Regions from separate parts of the Homo sapiens genome. Here region 2 is linked to region 1. The links are chromatin loops, found by intact Hi-C in ENCODE. Cell type or tissue: Panc1. All regions are shown on one strand. Each heading gives the region's core, and the rest is flanking DNA. Links, peaks and the distances in the headings are about the cores only.

Region 1 (8,349 bases), core at 80-8,079:
AAAATGCGGAACTTTTTGAGCACCAACAAAGGAAATGCTCACTGGAGCATTTCAGATTTGGAATTTTTAGATAAAGGATAATTAATCTGTGCTACCTAACAATTATTGAGCATCTACTTCATACCAAGGAGGAAATATTTTAATAAATACTATCTGAAATGTTCTCACAACGACCGCATCAGGTAGATGGTATGACTTAAAAAAAAAAAAAAAATACCCATTAGACAGGTTAAAACACCGAGCCAGAGTGGTTAGTGTTGACTAGTAACTAGACAACATAAACAGACTGTAACCTCCTTTTTTGTTGTTGTTTTTTTTTTTTTTTTTTTTTTTTTTTTGAGATGAAGTCTTAACTCTGTCGACCAGGCTGGAGTGCAGTGGCACTATCTGGGCTCACTGCAAGCTCCGCCTCCCGGGTTCATGCCATTCTCTAACAATTAGACTCGTTCAAAGTCTAACTTTGAACTGGTAACTTTGACTAGTTCAAAGTCACGCAGGAAGTGGCAGAGTCAAGGTCAAACCCCTGTGGTACAAATACTTCCATGATCATGTCACTCTGCCTCACTGCCCCTAAGATTCAGAATGTAAACTAAAAATGAATAGAATTATAACTGCATAATTAAATATTATCAGTAGTGCTGGTGAGTTTTATTAAATATATCGGAGGCAACAGTTTATGTTTCTGTTTCAAAAATGAGAAAATATACATACAAATATGCCTCTTACCCAAGACCAAGCAAAGTCCAGATAACTGTTATTAGAAAAGCAATCAAAGATAATCCATGCAGTAGCTATTAATATATATTTCATGCAGGGGACATTTAATAAATAGGGTAGAAGTATATAAATGAATTTATATATAATTTTTTACAAGCAAAATATCATAAAGTTACGAATAGGGTAGAAGTATATAAATGAATATATATATAATTACAAGCAAAATATCATAAAGTCACCAATATGGCAGAAAAAAACAGTGTTAATTAGCTAGCTGAAAAAGCTCACATTATTCAGGCAAGATTCAAAAAAAAAGTAATCGGGAGAAAATTGGCTGCATCTGACTTCAATCTTCTACGCGTTGCTGAAATCAAATTGGAACTCACTGTGGTGGCAACAAGGGTATTTTCCATCTTTCCAATCACCCATTTTTGTTAAATTAAAACATAAAAGCAACTAGAGATTAAACCAAACAAAATGAGTGCTCTACACATAAACCTACTAGAAAAACAGTAAACCCTATACATTAATGATGATTTAGCTTTACCTAGAAATAACATTTTCTTTTAATGAGATGCAGGTATGATTCTTTAAGTATGCTTGATTTTAAAACTATCCTCACTCTTGCCCCTCTAATGAAAGCAGGGACTGATGGTTCTTATATCAGTATTATCTCTAAAACAGTAAGCAATTTTTCTTACAATCAATAGTATATTTAGACTAATAAGCACAGGAAAAATGTTCAATGTCATTAGTCACTGGGAAAATTAAAATCAAAGTCACAATTAATGAGGTAACCCACCCAAACCACCCAGTAAAGTGACTAGAATCAAAAAGACAAACAATTACAAGTGTTGGCAAGGATGTGGAGAAATCAGAACCCTCATACATGACCGGCGGCAATGTAAAATGGAAATGGTTTGGCGGTCTCTCAAAATGTTAGGTATCAAGTTACCATACGACCCAGTAATTCCATCCTTAGGTATATACTCAAGAGAAACGAAAACATACATCCACACAAAAACTTGTATTATCAATGCTCATAGCAGCATTATTCATGATAGCCAAAAAGCAGAAACAATCCAAATGTCTATCAACTGATAAATGGATAAGCAATATGTGGTATATCCACACACTTTATTAATCTGCAATAAAAAGGAATTTGGGTGTTGACACATGTTGCAACATGGATGAGCCTTGAAAACACTATGTTGAGTGAAACAAGTCAGTGACAAAAACCGTCTATGTATGATTACATTAATATAAATGTCCCTAGTAGGCAAATCTATACAAAGTAGGTGAGTGATTACCTGGGAAATAGGGAAGCAGGGCAGAGAGGCAGGAGGAGATAGAGAGTGACTCCTAGTAGGTACATGGTTTCTTTTGGGGATGTTCTAAAATTAGATTATGATGATGGTTGCACAACTCCCTAAACATGTTAAAAATCATGAATTACACACTTTAAAATGGTGAACCCTATGGCTGTAAATTATATATCAATAAAGTTGTTAAAATGATATATTTAGGAAACAACAGTTTATGCTAGGCATGGTAAGTGCTATTATCTTCATTCTTTTACAAATGAGAAAACGGGCACACAGGGGTTCAGAAAGAGAAAAGAGCTGCGAAGTGGCAAAGCCAGAACCCGGAACCTGTCTCAAGAGCTTACGTTCTCACCCACTGTGCCATATGCCCTCTTGCGTATACACAGCTTTTTGTTTGGGGGTGTCGCCAGTGGCCAGTGAGCAGGAGGAAGGGAAGGGAGATTGGAGGGGAATCATCCATCAGTTGATTGAAGCTTGCATATACATTCTTAAAGACTCAAGAGGTTCCCCAGTAAGCATGGGTGCCTATCTTTTAGTCCAGGTCCTTAGCTGAGGCTAGTCAATGCAGTACGGCAATAGGAAAGACAAACATCTTGAGAAGCTGTCTTCAAAGTTTTCTTCAAAGGAATGATGTTCCAAAACAAGTAGAAGTATACAAAGATGAGCTGAGCACTTCCAAACCACCAAGGTCTTTGAGTAAAGCTAGGTTTGGAGAACGGGGCAGCTGATGCATGGTGAAGCTCATGTGCATCACATACTATCCCCAGACCTGGGGGCAGGAGATTTGAGAAACAGCCCCACCTTGTCCCCAGTGCTCCATGCGCCCTACACCAGAAAGGGAAGCACAGGGGCAGTGCTTCTATGTAGAAATAAGACAAAAGGCCACTTTTCAAAAGTCCAGAGGTGCTGAGAAAAGGGCTGCTGCATAAATACGTTCTTAAAGTCAAGAAATTAACTTGATGATGAGTAAGACTCCTTCAAATAGTACCTAACACACTAGCTTACTGCAGATACTGCACCAAGTTAAATATGTTCCCCATTAGCAGGACAGAGGCAAAATTCTCTTCTGCATCTCCACTGATTTCCACTTGCAACACTCGTTTTGTCCAGGTGTCAGCAATGCGTTTCCACAGATGGGTAATCTTGTCCTAGGTACAAGTCCCAGCTGCCCAATGCCCTGCAAGCCTGCAGAGGGCAGGAGGACAAGGACTCCAGGTTATTCACTGGCTGGTTTTCACTTTCACATATTAATCAGCAGTGCATTAAAAACCCATCAGTGTTTCAAAACACAACAAACATATACTTCCTAATAATCAGATCATATGTTAAGGTGTGGCAATCTGAGCAGATTCTGGAGCTACGATAGAGCAAAGTTCTTTATATAAAGCGGTGACATTTACCCAAGCAGGATTCCCACAGCGCGAGTCCCCACGCTTCATCAGCCTGCTGTGCATTATACAAAGGCATGGAAACGAATGTCTGGTAGCAGTTAGGAAAGGAAACAGAACACCAACATAAGTAAACAGAGGGTAAAATCCAGCTCAGGGAAAAATAAATAAATAACCTTCACTGGGCAGAATTCATCAGCAGCAATACACAAACAGCATCATTAAAATGTCGCAAGAATGACGAGGAGGTAGAGAGAAAGAAAAGGGCAGTGAGCAGAGTGATAATTATCTGGACTATTAAAAGACTTAAAGTAGAAGGCGGTTTCTGAAATTTGCACAGGCTAGATCCTTGCATTTTGCAGGGATTCCTTCTCATTTTGCAGGGATTCTGTTATTCTGGAACATCTGAATGTAAGGTGGGGGAGAGGGGAGAAACGGCAATTATATTTTTAAATGGCACATAATCTTTTACGATAGATAGCTGACATTTTATAGTAAGAAATCATTTTGATTTCACACTGTTGGGTGATTCTTATAATGACTTGAGGAGCTCTAAAGAAATAAAGTATCAGCAGGCGGTCAGTCAAACACTAAGAAATTCCTCACTCCACAGGCAGTAATCAGGTTGAAATACTTCCTCCATTACTTCCAAAAATAGAGCTGATAGTGATACAAAGGGCTTCCCAGTTTCAAAACTGTAATTTCCACAAATGGTAAAAATATATTCATTTGTTTCTGTATAGAACTATCTGTAGCCTTGTTTGTCATCTGTATCCGGGCATCTAAGAGAAGTCACCTTTTGTGGAAATTTATTGACCCCAGTCCTCTCAAACTTCAGACACCACCCCAGGTTCCCTGTATCTGATCCTTATGCACTCAAAGTTTGAGAATCACTAATTTAAAGGTTTGCCTCCCATTGGATAAATTTTGCAAGTACTTTAAAAATGAGCTTCATGTTTAAAATGCAAACAAAAGCAATATATGAACACCTCTGCACATATACACACATGCCCCACACGAGTGCAAAGAATACAAATAGCTTCCAGCGGCCATGGGCCCACAGTGATCATTAACACTTCCCACCCATCAACGTACAGCAGACCCACTGCAAATCTACCAAGATATAAACTAAAAAGGCACTGGTCGCATGTTCTTTCAAAGGAAGAGGCCCCAGTGATTACTGCAATTTGTTTTTCTGAATGTCAATGTGAACAGCCAGTGCAAAATATTTCTTTAATTTTATGACTTTCACAACGTGGCCAAAGCCGAAACCTCTGTGCAGACACATAAAGGACATCCAGGCAGGAATTAATAATGGGAAGGTCTCCCCTAGGCGGCCAGTGATCCTTCCCAGGTCAATCAGATGAAAGTACTAAATTAACAGCTAGGTCATGCTGTGCCCTGCAGGCTCAGAGCAGTTTAAAAAGGGGCTACTGGGAGGTTTCAAAAACTTAGGTCCTGGCACTCAGTATTATGACACTGCAAAAGGAAAAAGGTAATCCTTATACTAACTGCCATCTGACACATAAAAACATTAAAGATAAAGGTTAACACCTTGAACTGCCTACAGGTTGATAGGAGCTGCCTTCATCAGAGTATCACAACCTTAAAGTTAAAATGTTAAAATACAGGAATCTACCTTTAAACAAATAATATGATTAAAGAATGATTATCATATAAACCGTTGTTCTTAACTTTGCACATTAGGATCTCCTGGGGAGTTTTTTAAAATGCTCTACCAGCCTGGGCAACATGGCAAAACTCCATGTCTGCAAAAAATACAAAAATTAGCCACGTGTGGTGGCACATGCCAGTAGTCTCAGCTACTTGGGAAGCTGAGGCAGGAGGATCGCTTGAGCCTGGGAGGTCAAGGCCACAGTAATCTACGATCATGCCACTGCACTCCAGCCTGGGGGACAGAGCAAGACCAGGCCTTAAAAAAAAAAAAAAAAAAAAAAGTGCTATACTCAGCCCTCACTGCAGACCCATTAAATCTAAAGGTCCAGCAGTGAGGCTCTGTTATCAGTATTTTTAAGGTTTCCCTTGTGAAGTAAATGCGCAGCTAAGGATGAGACTATTAAAAGGAACTGGAGGATACCACATACAGTTATTTGAAATTTGCAATCTTCCCCAAAATATCTTTAGACTTTTCATTTTAATTAATAGATTTCTGTTGCCCAATGCAAGGAATTACTGTGATTTAGTGATTTCAAACTTATTAGCATTCACATTTTGGAAGCTAAATGAAATATCTTAAATCGTCAATTCACTTGTTGGTATAGTTTGTCATTAAATTTGTTACATGATGTAAAACTAAAAAATCTTTGTTCTGCAGAGTTTGATTTTCCAATTTATCCATAATTTGTCTTTGCTATTGTATTTTGTCTATAGTATTATTCATTCACACTTCAAAGCAAAAAAAAAAAAAAAAAAAAAGGAACAGGAAAGGAGGTGAAAGTTGAAATATACCCATTTCTTTACATCAAATCCACTAAAATTCAACTTCTGCTCCAGTATCCGTAACAGAAAACTGAAGAAACATAAAGAAACTGAACCCAAAGGTTTGGGAGCACAGCCTGAGGCTACCTGCTATAAGCTTTACATTCCAATTTTAGTTTTCCATTTTATAAGTCTGTAATAGTGTATCATCTATCCCCTAACACATACGTATTTACACTAATAGGAAAACTAATTTTCCAATCACTGTAACTCTCACGTATATCCTGGCCTAGCACCCTGTAAAGAGCTCAGGAAGCACATGACTCAGGTCAAGTGCAGGCTGTGACATGCACAGCACAGACTCTGCATAACCTCAATATTCCATCTGTTATTGCTTATTACTTGGCTTATTCCTCACAGTCTGGGTATTATGCAAATATTATAACTGTCTTCTGATATGGTTTGTCTGTGTCCCCACCCAAATCTCATCTTGAATTGCAGCTCCCATAATCCCCATGTGTCATGAGGGACCCAGTGGGAGGCAATCGAATCATGGGGGTGGTTTTTTCCCATGCTGTTCTCATGACAGTGAGTCCTCAAAGATCTGATGGTTTTATAAAGGGCAGTTCCTCTGCACATGCTCTCTTGCCTGCCTCCATTTAAGACGTGTCTGTACTCCTCCTTTGCCTTCCACCATGATTGTGAGGCCTCCCCAGCCATGTGGAACTATGAGTCCATTAAACTTCTTTTCTTTATAAATTACCCAGTCTCAGGTATTTCTTCATGCAATATGAAAATGTACTTCCAAAAATGGTGCTCACAGCAGCCAATAGTAATATACGCAAAACCTAAAAGACATGGGGAGGCGCCATGGAGGTGGTGCTGGTGCACGGGAAGAGTCTGTGCACTGACATCAAAAGACCCACACCACCTGTGAAATAAGTACTGATGTCAAAAGGCCCATGACAACTGGGAGATCAGTACTGACGTCAACAGGCCCACGCCAACTGTGAGACCAGTACTGACGTCAAAAGGCCAACACCACCTGTGAGATCAGTACTGACATCAAAGAGTCCGCACCAACTGTGAGATCAGTACCAACGTCAAAAGCTCCACGCCAACTGTGAGATCAGTACTGACGTCAAAAGGCCCACATTAACTGTGAAGTCAGTTTCCAAATCTCTAAAAAGGGGGTAATAATTTCTCCCTGCTGAGTTGCAGAATTGACTTGATGTCCGTAAAACAGCTGTTAGCTAATATTGATCTAATATGAATACAAATTATCTCCTGTCCCCACATCTGATTCACTGCTCCATGTCAAGATACTAAAATCCTAAATAAAAAAGCAGCTTCTTTTGTAGTATATAACAACTTTGATCTCATTTTTGATAAGCCAAAACACATAAAAATGACTATGAAGAGAAAGGAAAGCAGAGTAAATCCAATGCTTTGATTCTTTTATTTCCTTTATTTGGATCATCCAAAGTAGTGATGCAAAGTAGCTTTACACTTTTATCAATTTTCTCACATATAATAAACTATTTTATTCTAGAACTGATAGCAAGGAGAAACTAAATCAACCCAATACAGATGTTGATAAAACCTGCTCAATTTAAAATAATTCCATCAGTGAGGTGCCCAAAAGGTCTCCCTAAATCTTTTCCAACATCTTTCTCACACTTAACATTAAGCCACTGACTGAAGAGACTTTCATCACCTCAACAATGAATCTAGGAACGCACCCTGCAGGATCGCAGGACCTGGCACCTGTCCAGCACATTCAACATCCTCTCACACCTCACAGAAGAAAAACTAAACACTTCGAGCTGGGGGCTTTCAGAGGTGAATTTTCTGAACCAGAAACTTTGTGTCTGTTGTTTTTTGTTTCTAATCTGACATAAACTGCAACACAATTTAGCATAGCCTTTACTCATTAGTATACAACTAAAAGACTGTTGTAAACAAACTTAATAAATATCTGCAGACTAAAAATAAATGCTTCTGAAAATATAACGTTATTAATCTGATGTTATAAATTTCATAGCTAGGCTTTTCACCAAATCCCTCTTGACCTAAGTAACAGGTATGTTTTGCTTGAAGAAACCTTATATTTGACTGACAAATCAGATTATAATAAGTCACTTAATTTCTCTGTAACTCAGCTCCCTTACCTGTAAAACGAGAATGGCAGAATACAGGGCTCGTAGATCCACCAAAGATTGACCTAGGATTCCTTGAAATGCTGAACATCCCTACTACATTTGAAATAAGATTCAATTTACAAAGAATTGATTTACCCGCAGCTTTTCAAGAGCAAGCCTGTATTGGCATAGACATAAGTCTATTGGATCAATGAACCATCCAACACATGTTTACTGAACATTTAGTACATGGAAGGCAATTGTGTCAGCTACTGAGAACACACAGGAGAAGATCTGGCCCCTGCCCTGGAGCAGCTTACAATTTAGATGTGGAGAGCT
Region 2 (8,349 bases), core at 210-8,209, 110 kb after region 1:
ACATTAAAAGCTAAGCAAAACAGATACTAGAAGAATGTTCTAAAATTTTCATAAGAAAAAAGAAAACAAAAGACCAAATAACCATAGAAGAAATCAAAATTACAGGTAATAATTTAACTCAGGGGGGAAAAAAGCACTAAGCATAGATGATTTTAATGAAGAGTTTTTCAGATCTTCAAAAAATAGATAAAACCAATATTATATAAACTGTCCAATATTATATAAACTGTCCTAATAGTGTCCTAAAAGCACTAGGCATAGATGGTTTTAATGAAGAGTTTTTCAAATCTTCAAAAAATAGATAAAACCAATATTATATAAACTGTCCTAACGGGACAAAGAATAAGATTTTTTAAAAACCTAAGATGTTTTAGAAAGCCACCATAGTTGGATTCATAAATATAATAAGAAAACACACTTACGTGGGAATAGCACTTATGAATATAGATGGAACATTTTTAAATAAAGTTTAAAAATTACCAGAGAGAAAGGTGGAGCAAGATGGCTCAAAAAAAAAAAAAAAAAAAAAACCCTCCAAAGATCATCCCCTCAGCACAAACATCAAAATGAACAACTATCCATACAAGAAAGCATTTTCATAACAGCTAAAAATCAGATGGGAGATGACAGGACCTGGTTTTAGCTTAACAAGAAAAGATGCATTTAAAGGGGTAGGGAAGACAGTCTCACATTACCTACACCCTGGTACCTCATCCCCAGGCAGCACAGCCTGGAGGGAAAACACCTATGCTTGGGGTAGGGAAAGCAAAGTGAGTGTGGGACTTGGCATTGGAACTAGGTGTTAGCCCTGCCACGGTGGAACCCAGCACTGAACTCAAACAACTCAATCGCAAATAAGCAAATAATCTGATTTTTAAATGGGCAAAGTATCTGAAGAGACATTTCTCAAAAGAAGACCTGCAAATGGCCACCACGTCTAGGGAAAAAATGCTCAATATCACTAGTCATTAAGAAACGCAAATCAAAACCACAGTGAGATTTCATCTCACCCCAGATATGATAGCTATTATCAAAAAGACAGAAAATAACAAATGCTGGCTAGGATGCAGAGAAAAAGAATGTTCATACGGTCTTGGTGAGAATGTAAATTGGCAGAACTATTATGGAAAACAGTATGGAGGGTCCTCCAGAAATGGAAAATAGAACTGCCATATGATCTAGCAATTCCGCTGCTGGGTATATACCCAAAAGAAAGGAAATTAGTCTATCAAACAGATGACCTGCAGTCCCACGTTTACTACAGCTCCATTCACAATAGCCAAGATATGGAATCAAGCTAAATGCTCATCAACAGATGAATGAACAAACAAAATATGTTATGCTTCCACAAAGGAATACTATTCAGCCACTGAAAAAATGAAATGCTGTCATTTGCAGCAACACGTTTATAACTGGAGGACATTAAGCGAAAGTCAGGCCCAGAAAGACAAATATCCCATGTTCTCACTCCTATGTGGGAGCTAAAAAAAACCGATCTTGTGGAGGTAGTGAGTGCAACAGTGTTTCCCAGAGGCTAGGAAGGGCAGGGGAGAGGAAAGTGTGAGGCGAGGTTGGTTATGGATACAAAACCACAGTTAGAGGAAAGGAATAAGTTCTAGTGTTCAACAGCACTGGCAGGAGACCATAGTTAACTATTGTACAGTTAATCCTTGAACAACTCTGGTTTGAACTGCCAGGATCCACTTATACAAGGATATTTTTCCAACCAAACTGAAAATATAGCCGTTCCTCGGTCTACATGGGGAACTAGTTCCAGGACCCTCATGTTTACCGAAATCCTCACACACTCATGTCCCGAAGTCGGCCTTGTGGAACCTCATATTCAACAAGTCAGCCCCCATATATGTAGGTTTCGCATCCAGTGAATATGTATTTTCGATCTATGTTTGGTTGAAAAAAAATGTGTGTATACATGGACCCATGCAGTTCAAATCCTACAAAACTGTACAGTATTGGAGGGATGTGAATTCATGGATACAGAAGGTGAAATTTTGTATCCGTGGGTTTGGCAGGGCCACCTGTGGACTGGAGCATGCTTCGATTTTGGTTATACAGGGGACCCTGGAATCAACCCCTCACATATACTGAAGTAAGGCATTTCTTAAATAGCTGCAAGAGAATATTTGGAGTATCCCCAACACACAGAAATGATAAATGTTTGAGGTGACAGATATCCCAATTACCCTGATTTATTACACATCATATGCGTATATCAAAATATCACATGTACCCCATAAATATGTCCAACTATTATGTATTAGTTAAAAACTAAAAATAAATTTTAAAATGTTAGACAAGTATTATGGCCATGTAGAGCTTATCCAACGTATATATAAACATTTTAATGATAAAGAGGAGAAAAAAGAAATGTTCCAATGAATTTACTATAGTCATGTATTAAAGGAGAAACATCATGTAACTATCAGAGACTGAAATAAATATCATCTAATAGTACTGAACACCCATTCCTAACAAAAATGCTTAGCAAATTCTGATAAAAGGTATATATCAAAAATTTAGAGAAAATATTACATTTAATGGTAAAATATTAGAAGCATCCATTAAAATGAAGAAGAAAACAAGGATATCTGTTCCACTTGTTAAAATCCCGCATTGTAGTGGTGCAGGGATTGCAATAAGATAAAAATTTAGAGACAGAAATATTCACAAGGAAATGATTATCACAATTTACAAACAATATGATTATTCACCTAGAAAATCAGAGGCAATCAGAAAAAGTAAGGGATTTTGGCAAGCGCAAAACATACAAGGTGAACACAAAACTCAACAGCCTTCTTACATCTTCAATATAGCCAATTTAAGCATTTAATAGGAAAGAGCAACATAAATGGAAAAGTGGGTATAAAACTAAAAAAAGGTGGCAAGATCTTTATGAAGACAACTATAAAACTTGACTAAAGGACATAAAAGAAGCCTGAATAAACTAAAAGATATACTCTATTCAGAAATGCTAGGACTCAATACTGTAAAGATGTCAGTTTTTAACAAAGTAATCTATAAAGGTAACCCCTATCCTCATCAAAATTCAAACATGATTTTTCAGGAACTTGACAAGCCAATCCTAAAACTCACATAAAATATGTAAGAAAACTTCTAAAAAGAACAATGAAAAAATTTGAACATTTTAAAAAGTTTACAATATGACAAGTGTTAATTAAACTGGTGTGATTTTAACAAAGCAAGAGAAATCAATTAATAGGAGAGAATTAAAAAGACTTGAAATCATCATTGTTGTCACCAGCATCATCATAGCTAACGTTTACTTAGCACTTATTACGTGTCAGGCAATTTTCTAAGCTTATTACACAGATTATTTCGTAATCAAGATGTACATTTTATGTCCTGTGAGTTGCCTGAGAATCCTTTACCTGTTTTCCTGTTTTGTTGCCTTCAGTAATGCCTTGAATATTGGGTGGAAGCTGCTTTCCTCCAGAGAGGAGTTGTATTTGTTTTTGCCAGTTGCCTGGGTACACAACTACTTGAAGACCACGTTGAATTGTTTGCTGGAGGTTGTTTTGGACCTCCCCAGTAGGATAGCAGGAATGTGCAGGGAAGACCTGTGGGAGGCCCTCTGGTGGTCATCAATTCTCAGAGAAGCGCTTTCCTTGCTACTCCAGTGAGTTAAGGCTTGTTTCCTTCTCTCTTCTGCGCAGAGATTTCTTTCTCATTCACCTTTTACATTACGGACTTTAGGGTTCCAGATTTATTCAGCAATAAATCTTGGAGCTTCCCACTTTGTAGAAACCATGGGCTTTATTGCCTATCTCCGGAGTCCCATGCAGCCATCAAAGCAGACACTCCCGGCCCTTGAGTTCAGAAAGACGGTGAAGGCAGTCTAAGAGCTCGCTGCCCTCCCTAGAGTCTGGCTTGCCCTTTTTCACCCTGCCAATTCCGTCTTCTCTTGCCTGGTCAGAAATACATTTTCAATAGTTTTTTACATCTCTCCTCTAATATTTTTAATTGTTGTTAGTAGGTAGGTAGTTTAAGGTATCTGATCGATGAATAGACTGTAAAACTATGTGTTTTTTACACACCAGTATTACCCTATTTTATTCCTATAGCTTTACAATGTCTGGTAGGATATGTCCCTGAACTTTACTTTTGCATGGCTTGCCTTTTTTCTTTAATAGATGTTTGACATTTTTATATGTTTTGATTATTAATCCCTTATTATATTTTTTTCAAGCTTTGCTTTTTGATGTGAGGCAGGGCTTTAATAATTTATTTCCATAAAGGACGGCTGATTTGATTAAGCATTCCTTTCTCACTGTATCAGTCAGAGTCCTGGCAGAAAACAGACTGTGCAATCAACAGGGATAATTTGGAAAGCATTTAATAAAGGGAATTTCACAAAAGGTAGGACAGTTTAGTAAAACCAAATAATGCCATGCCCTGGAGCAAATGACAACTGCTGTTTGCACCCCTAGGCCTTAAGGCATAAGAGCAGGGAAGCAGAAACTAGATGCTGAGAGGACAGAGTGGACAGGGTCCCTGACACGAGCCGTGACCTTTCCCAAGGGACACAGTGAGCCCTGAGGTAACCCTGTACACAGGAAGGGCTTGTATGTGGGAAGGAAGGGTGGTTCAAGGGTCAGAATAAATACCTGGACCTAATTCTTTGCCCTCGTTTCTCACTGGCTGGACCCAGTTGGTAGCCACCAGGCAGGAGGCTCACTAACAGTCCAAAGAGGTCAGACTCTGGGAGCACAGAACAGCGTGTAGAGGGCATATCTAGAGGAGTACATCGAAGACATCGGCACATCCTTGACTGACAATTCTGCCTTTTTTAAATCTATCACACTCAATAAACGAAACTGTACCAGGATGATATGCAGTCACTACAGTCAGATGAACAGAGTTCAAGTCCAGCTTCTGCCACACACTAATTGTGTGATCTTGAACAAGTTACTTAACCCTCTGTGTCTTAGTTTTCTCAGCTGCAAAGTGGAATAAAAATACCTACTGTAAAGGATTATTGCCCAAAAAACAACTTTTTAAATTGCCTCTTAAAATTTTTTAAGTAAAATAGTTTTAAAAAGTGAAAGGACAAAATAAAATGGTAAAAATAATTCAAATAATTCCAAATGTATTAGTAATCATAGTAAGTATAACTCTTTGAAATTCTCTGATTTAAAACAAGTATTGTCAGAATAGGTAAAAAATTCAAAATCTATATACATAATGCACATACATAATGCTTACCAGAGACACACTTAAAACACAAGGATACCAACAGAAAGAAGGTTAAAAGAAGGAAGAAAGATGTACCAGAGAAACACTAACTGGAAGTCCGATGCCAGCGTCACTGGCTACAACCAACAAAGCTGCCTTTCTTTCCAGAAGCTCTAGAGATGAATCCATTTCCTCACCTGTTCAAGCTTCTAGAGGCTCCCTGCATCCTTTGACTCATAGCCCCTGTCAACGTAAAATAAACGAGAGACTGGCTTTCCAAAACAGTTTATTCAGGAATAGCAGGGGACTACAATCCATATGCACGCTATGGCAGACCCATAGGTATATCCAAACAGGCTGAGACAAGAGAAGCTTTTAAAAGGAAAAAATGAGAAGTCCACATGAGCTGTCTTGAGACAAAGCTCTCTGGTTGCAGGAGCTGGAAGGAGGCAAGTGTCCATGGGCAGGCAGCTTATCGGGAACACCGAAGTTCTTCCGGTAGTTCCTACATGAGCGTATGTGCACGAGGCAGGCAGCTTATCTGGAACACGGAAGTTCTTCCAGTAGTTCCTACATGAGCGTATGTGCAGGAGGCAGGCAGCTTATCCGGAACACGGAAGTTCTTCCAGTAGTTCCTACATGAGCATATGTGCACGAGGGCGCCTTCTTCATGGCCTCGCGGCTCCATTTCCTTAGGTTTTCACATGAGCCACTCTGTGTTGATACCGCTAGCTTTCACGCCCCCTTCCATCTTCACAGCCAGCAATGACCTGCTGAATCCTTCTCATGTCACACCACTCTTCTTCTGCCTACTTCTTTCACATTAAGGACTTGTGATTATACTGGACCCACCTGGATAATCCAAGATTAGCTCTGTATTTGAAAACGAAATGATCAGCAAGCTTAATTCCTTCTGCTATCTTAATTCCCCTTTGCCATGTAAAGGGACATATTCACAGGTTCTGACGATTGGGATGTAGACATCTTTACTTTGGGCGTGGACAGGTGAGGGGGCATTATTCTGCCTATCACAGTACCTAATAACATAGCTTCAAAGCATATAAAGAAAAAATTGAAAGAACTAGGAGAAAATTAGAGGTCTCTCATTTAATGAAAAAAAAAATTTTTTTTTTTTTTTGAGATGGACTCTCGCTCTGATGCCCAAGCCAGAGTGCAGTGGCACGATCTTGGCTCACTTCAACCTCTGCCTCCCAGTTTCAAGCAATTCTCCTGCCTCAACTTCCTGAGTAGCTAGGACTACATGCACACGCCACCATGCCCAGCTAAATTTTGTATTTTTAGTAGAAATAGGGTTTCACTATGTTGCCCAGGCTGGTCTCGAACTCCTGACCTCATGATCCCCCCACCTCGACCTCCCAAAGTGCTGGGATTACAGGCGTGAGCCACCATGCCTGGCCTTAGTGAAGTAATTTTAACATATCTCACTAATTGCTAATCAGAGCAAAAACAATCATTAAATATATTGACAATTTAGACAATATGATTAACAGATATTTTTAGAGCCCTGTATCCACCAATTGGACAATAGATATTCTTTTTTTTTTTTTTTTTTTTTTTGAGACACAGTCTCACCCTGTCACCCAGGCTGGAGTGCAGTGGCACAATATCGGCTCACTGCAACCTCTACCTCCCGGGTTCAATCGATTCTCCTGCCTCAGCCTCCCAAGTAGCTGGGACTACAGGCACACACCACCAGGCCTGGCTAATTTTTATGTTTTTGGTAGAGACGGGGTTTTGCCACGTTGGCCAGGATGGTCTCGAACTCCTGACCTCAAGTGATCCGCCCTCCTCAGCCTCCCAAAGTGCTAGGATTACAACAGGTGTGAGCTGCCACACCCAGCCTGAACAATAGATATGCTTATGCAAATGTGAAACATTTATGAAAAGTGACCACATACTGGACCATGAAGTCAGTCTCAACAAGTTCTAAACAATCAGTTTAATACACCTCAAGTCCTCTAAGCACAATGCAATCAAGTTAGAAATCAGTATTTCAAAAAACATTATGACATTTTTCACATAAAAACACATTTCTAAATAATCCACTGATTAAAGAAGAAATCATAAAGCTAAAGTATACATGAAAAATAATAAAAACACCATATATTGGAACTAAGCAGCAAGTGATTAGAAAAAAACGTACACATTTAAATGTTCAAATGATAAAAGAATATAGGCTGAAAATAAACAAGCTAAGCATCAAATTCAACAAATTTAACAATTAGGAAAGGAACGACAGTATAAACATGAATCAGGTAGAATCAAGGAAATAATAAAAGAGCAAAAATAAATAAAGATTCAATAATTCAATAAAACCTTTGATTCTTTGGAAAGTCTAATAAAATCAATAAACCTCCAGCAACATTGATCAAGAACAAAGAAAAAGGCCCACACAAATGCAAAAAGACTTATAGATACACATAAAATTTGTGATAACTGAATATGCAACTTTAAAAATAAAGTTATTTTTAAAGTTGAATATATTTAAAGAGAATATGTAAATATGATACTCCTAGGTTATTTTTCTAATAATTACCATAGTTATGTTCTCAAAAATTTTCCCCAAATTGAAAAATAAGAAAATGAAGCTCTCATTTATAAGAGCACTAATAATATATTATGCCTAAAATACATTAAAAGGGATGGAGTGAATCTATCTCAAAAAATAAGTCAACACTCTCATCATTTATAAAATTTATAAACTTCTAATCAAAACTCCAAGAAGTTATTTCATAAAACATAAAATAACTCCCAAATTAATCCCAAAGAATAAAGGGGAGGTAATGGCCATGAAACTTCAGGAAAATAATGAGGGATATTTTCCCTGAAAACATTAAAATATATTACAAAAGGATAATACTTTATAATTTTTTACTGATACAGTGATTTAAAGACAGATTAGTGGAACAAAACAGAAAATTCACCAACAGCCTAAAGTTTCCTAAGGAGTATGTTGCAAATCAATAGGAAGGATATAATTCAATACATATGGGAAACTGTTTAGGAAAAAAAGTAAAGGCAGATCTCTAACACACACCATAGGACAAAACACTGTATGTAAGGATTCAAACACCTGTGAAACGAACAAATCAGTAAGAGGAAATACAGATAAAA

Evidence for each region. Hi-C counts contacts between places; a loop is a spot of excess contacts. Peaks named below come from ENCODE experiments on the same cell type or tissue, not always from the same donor. Only the 100,000 strongest peaks of a DNase experiment are listed, where the experiment ranks them.
Region 2: a loop joins it to region 1, with 3 times the contacts of the local background. A loop is called at or near these places in 3 of 110 quality-filtered maps.

The regions. Positions count from the first base shown.
Region 1 is chr7:3,587,818-3,596,166 of GRCh38, reverse strand. All of the region lies in intron 1 of SDK1 (sidekick cell adhesion molecule 1), which reads right to left. Among named protein-coding and RNA genes, the nearest start is that of SDK1-AS1, 240 kb to the right of the region's middle. In Panc1, for the core only: CTCF peaks have their summits at 3,006 and 3,212 (motif pointing right); DNase peaks (open chromatin) are centred at 3,026, 3,226 and 3,336; H3K4me3 peaks cover 2,243 bases; H3K27ac peaks cover 8,000 bases.
Region 2 is chr7:3,477,865-3,486,213 of GRCh38, reverse strand. All of the region lies in intron 1 of SDK1 (sidekick cell adhesion molecule 1), which reads right to left. Among named protein-coding and RNA genes, the nearest start is that of SDK1-AS1, 130 kb to the right of the region's middle. In Panc1, for the core only: CTCF peaks have their summits at 3,395 and 3,611 (motif pointing left); a DNase peak (open chromatin) is centred at 3,493; H3K27ac peaks cover 4,579 bases.